Linked DNA regions of Homo sapiens: region 2 is linked to region 1. A link is a loop called in an ENCODE intact Hi-C map of the cell type or tissue named here. Cell type or tissue: Caco-2. All regions are shown on one strand. Links, peaks and the distances in the headings refer to the core of each region. The heading gives the core; the rest is flanking DNA.

The links. Hi-C counts contacts between places; a loop is a spot of excess contacts. Peaks named below come from ENCODE experiments on the same cell type or tissue, not always from the same donor. Only the 100,000 strongest peaks of a DNase experiment are listed, where the experiment ranks them.
Region 2: a loop joins it to region 1, with 23 times the contacts of the local background. A loop is called at or near these places in 1 of 110 quality-filtered maps.

Annotation. Positions count from the first base shown.
Region 1 is chr1:179,928,637-179,933,028 of GRCh38, reverse strand. All of the region lies in intron 2 of LOC101928933 (a long non-coding RNA gene), which reads left to right. Among named protein-coding and RNA genes, the nearest start is that of CEP350, 24 kb to the left of the region's middle. In Caco-2, for the core only: no CTCF peak of the experiment used is centred there; DNase peaks (open chromatin) are centred at 1,958 and 2,558.
Region 2 is chr1:180,125,058-180,129,449 of GRCh38, reverse strand. No RefSeq gene overlaps it. Among named protein-coding and RNA genes, the nearest start is that of QSOX1, 28 kb to the left of the region's middle. In Caco-2, for the core only: no CTCF peak of the experiment used is centred there; a DNase peak (open chromatin) is centred at 2,489.

The DNA.
Region 1 (4,392 bases), core at 179-4,178:
CCAAATACAACCCTAGAAAACATATTCATAGTTCCATAGGGTGTTTTCCTTTAGCTTCAGGATCTTTTGAGATATGACAGATGGATTTTATCTAGCTACTACCATCTCAATGATATAAATTTGTTTTGGTTATGATTTATATGTTTTCCCACTGGGTGGAAGCCTTTCCCCATTGCAGACTAACAGCCTAAGCAGTAAGTTAAATCTTATTAGGAAAAAATAATCCCCATATGGGGTGTACCCTCAGAACTGTACAGTGACGAAGGCACTCATTTTGCTAGGCAGAATATAAAATCAATATGTAAAATTTTGCCTATTCTGCATTTCCACTGTGGCCACCACTGACAGTCCTCTTGATTAGTGGAACATACTGATGGAACAATTAAGACTCAATCGGCGCCAGGCACGGTGGCTCACGCCTGTAATCCCAGCACTTTGGGAGGTCGAGGCGGGCAGATCATGAGATCAGGAGATCGAGACCATCCTGGCTAACACAGTGAAACCCTGTCTCTACTAAAAATACAAAAAAAAAAAAAAAAAAGATTAGCCGGGCGTGGTGGCGGGCACCTGTGGTCCCAGCTACTCAGGAGGCTGAGGCAGGAGAATGGCGTGAACCGAGGAGGTGGAGCTTGCAGTGAGCCAAGATTGTGCCACTGCACTCCAGCCTGGGCGACAGAGCGAGACTCCGTCTCAAAAAAAAAAAAAAAGGACTCAATTGGCAAAATTAGTTGAATCTTTCAGTCTGTACTGGCCAAAAGTTTTGCCCTTGGTGCTGTTTAATCTTAGACCTACCCCTTTTGGAAAACATTGGTTATCCCCATTTGAGATAATTACTGGAAGACCCATGCACTTTATGAATCAAATCTAATCAAAGGTCACGTGCTCACCTACTGTAAGGAACTGGTCCAGGTGTTATAAAAAAATTTGTTTTTCAAGGCTAAGTCTCCTGAACGGACATCTCAATCTGATGGTTATCTGAAATTAAAATTTACCAGGAACCACTCTGCTGCTCAGTCTTGGAATAAGAAGCAGGCAACGTGAGAAGCTGACAGCTGGCCCAAGTGTCTGGCCCCTGCCTGTATAAGACTCCAAAATATTACTCACTCTTTATTACCCTTGTTCTAATTTTTATCCTAATTATAGAACTACTTTATCTGTCATTGAAAGTCTACAAGGACCACAACAACATGTGCCAATCCTTGTACTTCTGCCAAAATAAATTTCTTTTCTTTCTTTTTTTTTTTTTTTAGACAGAATCTCACTCTTTCGCCTAGGCTGGAGTGCAGTGGCATAATCACAGCTTACTGCAGCCTTGAACTGGGCTCCAGCAATCCTCCTGCCTCAGCTTCTTGAGGAGTTGAGACTACAGGTGCACACCACCACACCTGGCTAACTTTTAAACCTTTTGTAGAGACAGGGTCTCACTATGTTGCCCAGGCTGGTCTCAAACTCCTGAGCTCAATCTGCCTGCCTCGGCCTCCCAAAGTGCTGGGATTACAGGCGTTCACCATCATGCTCAACCTTTAAAATGGGTTTTCCTAAATAATTTAAACCTCACATGAATACCTTTTCAAACCTGGGAGAACTTATTTTTAAATCACCTCTTAAATTTTTCCCCCCAAAAAGCAACAATGGCTTACAACAAAAATATTTCACTGAATTGTTTACAGAAGATAATCCATTTTCTAAGTATATTAACAAAATTTACAATTTATTAATTTTAATAAAAATTCATACATGTCTTTTGGTATCTAGAAAGCTGACCTAGTGATTCAAACAGAAAAGATTAGATTCCTGAAATACACTTCTGATTCTATCACTGACTCATTGTGCAGGCTTAAGCAAGTTATCTAATCTCCTGGTATCTTAGTTTCTGCACCTATAAAATGGAGGTAATAATATTTGCTATAAGATAACATCAGCTATGCACTTGAAGAACCTCAGATGGAAGGCGCCAGAAATATGTTGCTATCTGCAGCATGACCTCATACTGTCTGAGAAATGGACCTTACCAGGCTTGTTGATTATCCCAGCACCTTACTTCCAAACTTCTCCTGTTCAACTTACTTTTTTACTTTATTCGTTTCTATTTACCGGGTACTCTTTATGTATTTTAATTTCATTGGCTGTTTTTATTGTTTTGAGGAGAATTGATACTTTGAAGAAACCATGAAACTAAAACTTTAATTTTTTTGTTTAAATTATTATGTTTAAAATTTGAAACAAATTTTTTAAAGCACTTAACTTTCCAATTATGGGAGATGGCTGTAGCTATGAGAGTTATATTAGCCTTATCCATTCATTCCTCTTGTTTACTTAGAGTTTATTTCACATTAATGTTAGCATGCACATATTTACATTACTCCCTGTATACTTTACAAAAGCTTTAAGGCAGATGTTGAGACTGCTATAAATTTGGATGTTTGTGTTCCTTTTCTGCAGGAACGAGATAACAGGTGATATAAGGGCAAAGGGTTCATTGCTTAGAGCTAAATCTAAGCTTAACCTATAGTCCAACCAGCTAATACATGTAGATCTCCTTTGGGCAAACTGCAAAGGTCAAAGGGCCACCTTGGGAATAACCAGATGACTTAAAAAAACAGAACTGCTGATTCAATAACAAAACTTAGAGGTAAAGCCAGAGATAGGAAGTTGGCTGCATTTTCTGAACACAAAAGTACTTCGTTCCCTCTCTCTGCCAACTTGCTTATTCAAGGCTAATGAAAATATTTCAGAGGAGCAAACCTTTGGTCTTTGGAACTTGCCTGTTAACAATAGAAAGCTTAATTCTTTGGAACTATTTCCAAAGGAAAAGATTTCATTGGAATTTGCTCACTCAGATCTTATATTTCAAGCAGCAAGTATTACACTACTCCAACACAGTTTGAGATGCCTGTTGAATGTTGGACAGATCATGGACTATAAGTGATTCTCTTTCAGAGGCTATATCAAGCAAAATATTCTGGGCTTTACATTATATTAAGCTATTACAAACTTTGCCAATTTTATAGAATCAGCATTGACAGAGACTTTAAATATCATCTAGTTCAATTTCCTTTTTTTTTTTTTTTTTTTTTTGAGACGGAGTCTCACTCTGTCGCCAGGCTGGAGTGCAGTGGCGTGATCTTGGCTCACTGCAACCTCTGCCTCCTGGGTTCAAGTGATTCTCCTGCCTCAGCCTCCTGAGTAGCTGGGACTGCAGGTGCGTGCCACCACGCCTGGCTAATTTTTTTTAACTTTAGTAGATATGGGGTTTCACCATGTTGGCCAGGCTGGTCTCGAACTCCTGACCTCGTGATCCGCCCGCCTCAGCCTACCAAAGTGCTGGGATTACAGGCGTGAGCCACCACGCCCTGCCCAACTTACTTTCAAATTAGGACATCAGAACCATAATAGGCCTTTGTTATTAGAGAGCATTCTACCTAACAGAGTTCCAAACATTATTGTCAGGTTTTTATCTCTATAAAGAGGTGTAAATTTCACTAGATAATCCGGTGATTCTATGGGCCAGGCAGTATGTTTCCTCAACATACATGCATTATGTGTTTTTTTTGTTAGTGTAAGTATGGACTTTATTTTTTTTAAAGTCTTTTGAGGACTACAAATTACAAAGTAAAAGCAGATCACTACATAGAAATCTAGTGAATACATTTTGCCTGTGCATGAAAACTTTATCAAAGTTATTCATTTAACAAATTCACCCCATTCACAATATTCAGCTATAATGTTCTTTTAAAGGTTACTATACCTTTATTTAAAATTATGTTACGTTATTCCCTCAAAATGAACTTTTAAACGACAAACTTTTGGCTCATAAGAATGGCACCTTCAAAAGGGATGACTTCCACTCAGTCTCTGGTGGCATTATTCCAGGCTAGTTTCTTTCACCAGTTAAAAACCTTCAAAATGTTCACTTTTAACACAGTCTTTCCATAAAAAATATGGCTACATTCCACCACCACCTCCCCAAGCATCGTATGCTTATATTATTTAATGCCATTTTTGCTCCTTAAGAAGTGGATACTGCCTGAGTATGGTGGCTCACGCCTGTAATTCCAGCACTTTGGGAGGCCGAGGCGGGTGGATCACTTGAGTCCAGGAGTTCTAGACCAGCCTGGGTGACACAGCGAATCCATCTCTACAAAAATTAGCTGGGTGTGGTGGTGTGTGCCTGTAGTCCCAGCTACTCAGAAGGTTGAGGTGGGAGGATTGCCTGAGCCCGGGAGGCGGAGGTTGCAGTGAGCCAAGATCATGCCACTGCACTCCAGCCTCAGTAACAGAGAAAGACCCCATCTCAAAAAAAAAAAAAAAAGTGGACATTATGATGGAATACAATGTAGAATTGTAGAATGATGGTTAAGAATGCAGATTCTGGAGTCAGACTGAGTTCAA
Region 2 (4,392 bases), core at 100-4,099, 200 kb before region 1:
GAACGGATGAGTTTTTTATTTTTTTTCCAGCACTCAATCTGTTAACGACTTTGAAGATCCCTGACTAAAACCAAATAATAATTACACTAATTACACTTAATTGTGAGCATTTATATCACACTTACTATTTCCGAGCACCGCCATAAGCACCTTACTCATCCTGAATAGGCACGCTGTTCCTCGGTTATTCCTCACTGTAATCATCTCCATTCACAGAGGAGGAAGGCGAGGCACAGAGAGACTAATGTGCCCAAAGTTCCACAATAAGGAAATGGTGGCAGCAACCTCCCGAGAGCCAGGCCTGACGGGCCTCTGCCAGGGCCCCACGCTTTAGATGGCCTGCTCTGGCCTCTGTCTGGCGGTGCCCTCCCCACAAGGCAAGGAGCCCTCGGAGCCAAGGGGAAGGCTCACTTCCTGCTTGTGGACTACACTTGGGAGCACACACTGTGGAATTCCAGCCCACACAGCCATGAGGCTGCTGCCAGGGCCTCTCCCCAGGCCTGTCTTCCTTTGGGTGCATGCTGCCACCTCAGTGGGCCCAAATGGTGGCCGCAGGGCAGCTCTTTATGAAAAGTGTGGACAGAATTTGAACCAGCAGTCTCACTGTCCACACGTGGCCCCTTTGAAGGTGTGACAGAGCAGGGCGTGGGAAGAGGAGGGCGAGCCATGGGCCTCCCCACACTCCCTCCTCCAGACACAGAACTGTGTGGAGCCCCAGAGTTCTGCATTCACACCTGGCCTTCCAGGTCATTGAGAAGTTTATGTGTCAACGTAGGAGGGTGGAGTGTATTCTCCTTATGTCTGTCGGCTTGACTGACAGCTTTAAAGTATTTTAAATATTTAGACATGTGGTCTGTGGCCTCCTTCCATCCTCCCCTCTGGGCCCACAGATCCTGGGGTGGGTCTGAGTGGCAGAGCTAGGCGTGGACCCAAGAAGCCTGGCCCGGGCTCCCTCCCATGCTGCACCCGGGAAGCCTTTGTGTTCCGAGCCACGCGCCTTCCCAGAGGATGCCCTGCACCTTGGCTGTCCAGTCCTGTCCCCCATTTGCTTCTCCCCTGGGAGCTCAAATATGGGTCATTCCCACCGTATCCAGCAAACTGCACGACGCTCTCTCATGGGAGGCCTGCTCTTGCTGGCATCCTGAGCTGGTCACCAGTGATCCGTAGAGTGGTTCGAAGCGTATGTTTTGGGTTTGAATGCCAGTTCCACCACTTATTAACTGTGACATCAGGCAAATTATGTAAGCTCTTAGCCTATTTTGTGTTCTGTTTTCAAGGATTAAGTGGGAATGTCTACACATTCAGTAAATGTTTGTCATCGTCATGGCACTCCACCATTTGCTCTGCGGTCTGGGGACAATGCCCTGTGGCTCAGCCGTTTCTCCAGGAAGCTGCCTCAGGTGGACGCCAAGCACAGAGCTGGCAGGAGCAGGGACTAAAATAAACAGCCACAGAGTCCCCAGTGGGAAGTCCTAGGCCCTGGGCACAGCTGAGCTGGAAGGGATGAGGTGACCCGTTTTCCCTGCAGTGCTCAAAGTGGGATTCTTATGAGCTGCTGGGAGCCATGCAGTCCTGGAACGTGGCAGGCACGTCACCACCTTGAGGATTCTCTATGTACTTCCCTGCAAAATTCTTCTGCCTGTGACATGTGCCACCTGCCATCTTCCCCTTTGCTAATAATGATTGCACCACACACTCAGACACAAACACACATTCACAGACATGCAAATTGTTTTCAATTCTTTTTTTTTTTTTTTTTTTTTTGAGGTGGAGTCTTGCTCTGTTGCCCAGGCTGGAGTGCAGTGGTGTGATCTCGGCTCACTGCAAGCTCCGCCTCCCGAGTTCACGCCATTCTCCTGCCTCAGCCTCCCGAGTAGCTGGGACTACAGGCGTCCGCCACCATGCCTGGCTAATATTTTTGTATTTTTAGTAGAGATGGGGTTTCACCGTGTTAGCCAGGATGGTCTCGATCTCCTAACCTCGTGATCCACTCGCCTTGGCCTCCCAAAGTGCTGGGATTACAGGCGTGAGCCACCATGCCCGACCTGTTTTCAGTTCTTTTTAATAGCTAAATATAAAGCATCCCTTGACAAGAGTTTAATTTGTCATATTGAGAAATGAAGGCTGCCTTTCAACTCACTATGAAACCTACCTTGAGCAAAGTATTACAGTGGGTGGGGCTAAGGAAGAAAGCAGCAGGGATTTCTAAAGAACAGGATGTTGAGGCTGACATTCTTTTGTTTACCCTATTTGGGAAGAAGTGGGGTCTGAATTCATGTGGCAGAACTGAACCTGCGCCGTCCTAACCTGGGCGCAGTGGCTCTCAGAAGGGCGTGGTCCCAGTGCAGGCTGCAGACCCAGTTGGTTTTCTCTTTTCTCTGCTCCAACACCTGGAAGTCAGGCCTGAGTCATCTGTTTTCAGCAGATACAAGCTTTAGGTCTGAGATGTGAACCTGCTGGGCGTCTGGGGATAGACGTGACAAATGGTTTCCGATCCAGCTCCACCACTTACTAGCTGATGATATTGAGCAAGTTAATTACCCTCCTGGTGCCTCAACCATCTCGTCTATTAAATATGTCTACTAACAGTTTCTGTTTCACAGGGTAATTTGTGGATTAGGTGAACAAATACTTGTAAAACAAGTGACTAGCAAGAGTAAACAGTCATGTTGCTTATCATCGCTATTAACAACGCCAAGAGACCAGGCCAGAGGCTGGGGAAATGCCACCATATTCGCATTTTCAATAGCCCCCAAGTGATCCCGACGCTGGCCTGAGGAGGGTGTGTAATGGGGACGTGAGCCCAGGCTGTGGGGGGCGCCTTGCAGCCCACTAGGGGCTTGGGTTCTATTCTGAACAAATGGGGTGGCATGTAAAGATTCTAGTTTTGCCATGGAGAGTCCTTGGGGTCTTTTCTAGGATGTGGTGGTCTGGCTGGCGACTGAGGGTGTCCACTCAGAAGTGCCAAAGGAGGAGGTGGAACGTGTTCTGAGGCCCGAGGAAGATGTTCCAAGAAATGGAACAATGGACGAATAGAAACATAGGAGTAAAGGCATCTGGAGAGGGCCTGGCTGTGGGAGCCAGACAGACCCAGGTGAGGCCAGGTTGTGTCACTCACAAGCTCTGTGTTCTTGAGCAAGATCCTTAACCTTTTTAACTTCAGTTCCCTCACCTGTAGAATGGGGCTGACCTCAGAAGGTGGTCATGAGGGCTGCATACGATGATATATGTCAAGGGCTCCCACGAGGTAAGCTTGGCGGGCAGCCCTATCTGTTGTGAAGGAATTTTTTTTTTTTTTTTTTTTTTTTGAGGCAAGAGTCCTGCTCTGTCACCCAGGCTGGAGTGCAATGGCGCGATCTCGGCTCACTGCAACCTCTGCCTCCCGGGTTCAAGCGGTTCTCCTGCCTCAGCCTCCCGAGTAGCTGGGATTACAGGTGCATCCCACCACATCTGGCTGATTTTTGTATTTTTAGTAGAGACGGGGTTTCACCATGTTGGCCACGCTGGTCTTGAACTCCTGACCTCAGGTGATCGACCCACCTCGGCTTCCCAAAGTGCTGGGATTACAGGTGTGAGCCACTGTGCCTGGCCTGTTGTGAAGGTTTTTGTTGGGCAGTTGGAGAAGTGAATGTGGCGGCTGTCAGGGTCAGCATTGTCCAGGAGGGAGAGAGGTGGCATGGAGACAGGAGCAGCCCAGGCATGAGTGGGAAGAGAGGATTTCCCGGGCCCACCATTCCTGGGTGAAATGCTCCTCAAGACTTGGCTCCATTTCTGTGCTAACCAAACTTACCACCAATTATTGCTGTGCCTCGGGGGATAGGCAAGGGGAGGGGCGTGGCTGTGGAAAGAGGATGGGGCAATTGGGATTCACTCTGAGTTAGTAAGATGGCTTTCTGGCTCATTCTTCCAATTCACGTGACTTATTCTGACTTCTCCAGAGGGCCTGCTCATCTGTGGGAGCACGGATGTGTTCTGGTTTCTAACCCTATCAGGTTGGGGGGCAGACCCTGGTGGTGGCAAATTGTCCCAAGTAGTTAAGGCCCCTCAGTGAGGCCTCTTGACAGTGGCCAGTGGACCTTACCCCAGCCACCTGCCTCCCACCACTCAGACGTTCTTCCCTGCCAGCACAGCTGTCACTGTGAGGTTGCTGAAGAACTGACAGGAGAAATCATTTGTTAAATGCAGCTTCAAATGTCCATGGTGTAGTCCCATCACACCTCTCCAGCCCCATTGCCCCAGCCTTCCAATCAAAACAGCCTGCCTTTCTGCTTCTGCTCACACCTCCCTCCGCATGAAACACCCTCCTAGGCCTCCTCTTGAAAGGGCTCTTAGTACCATAAGCCACAGTTGTCTTTCCCACCGCGGAAGACCCTGAATCTATAAAAGCCGTGA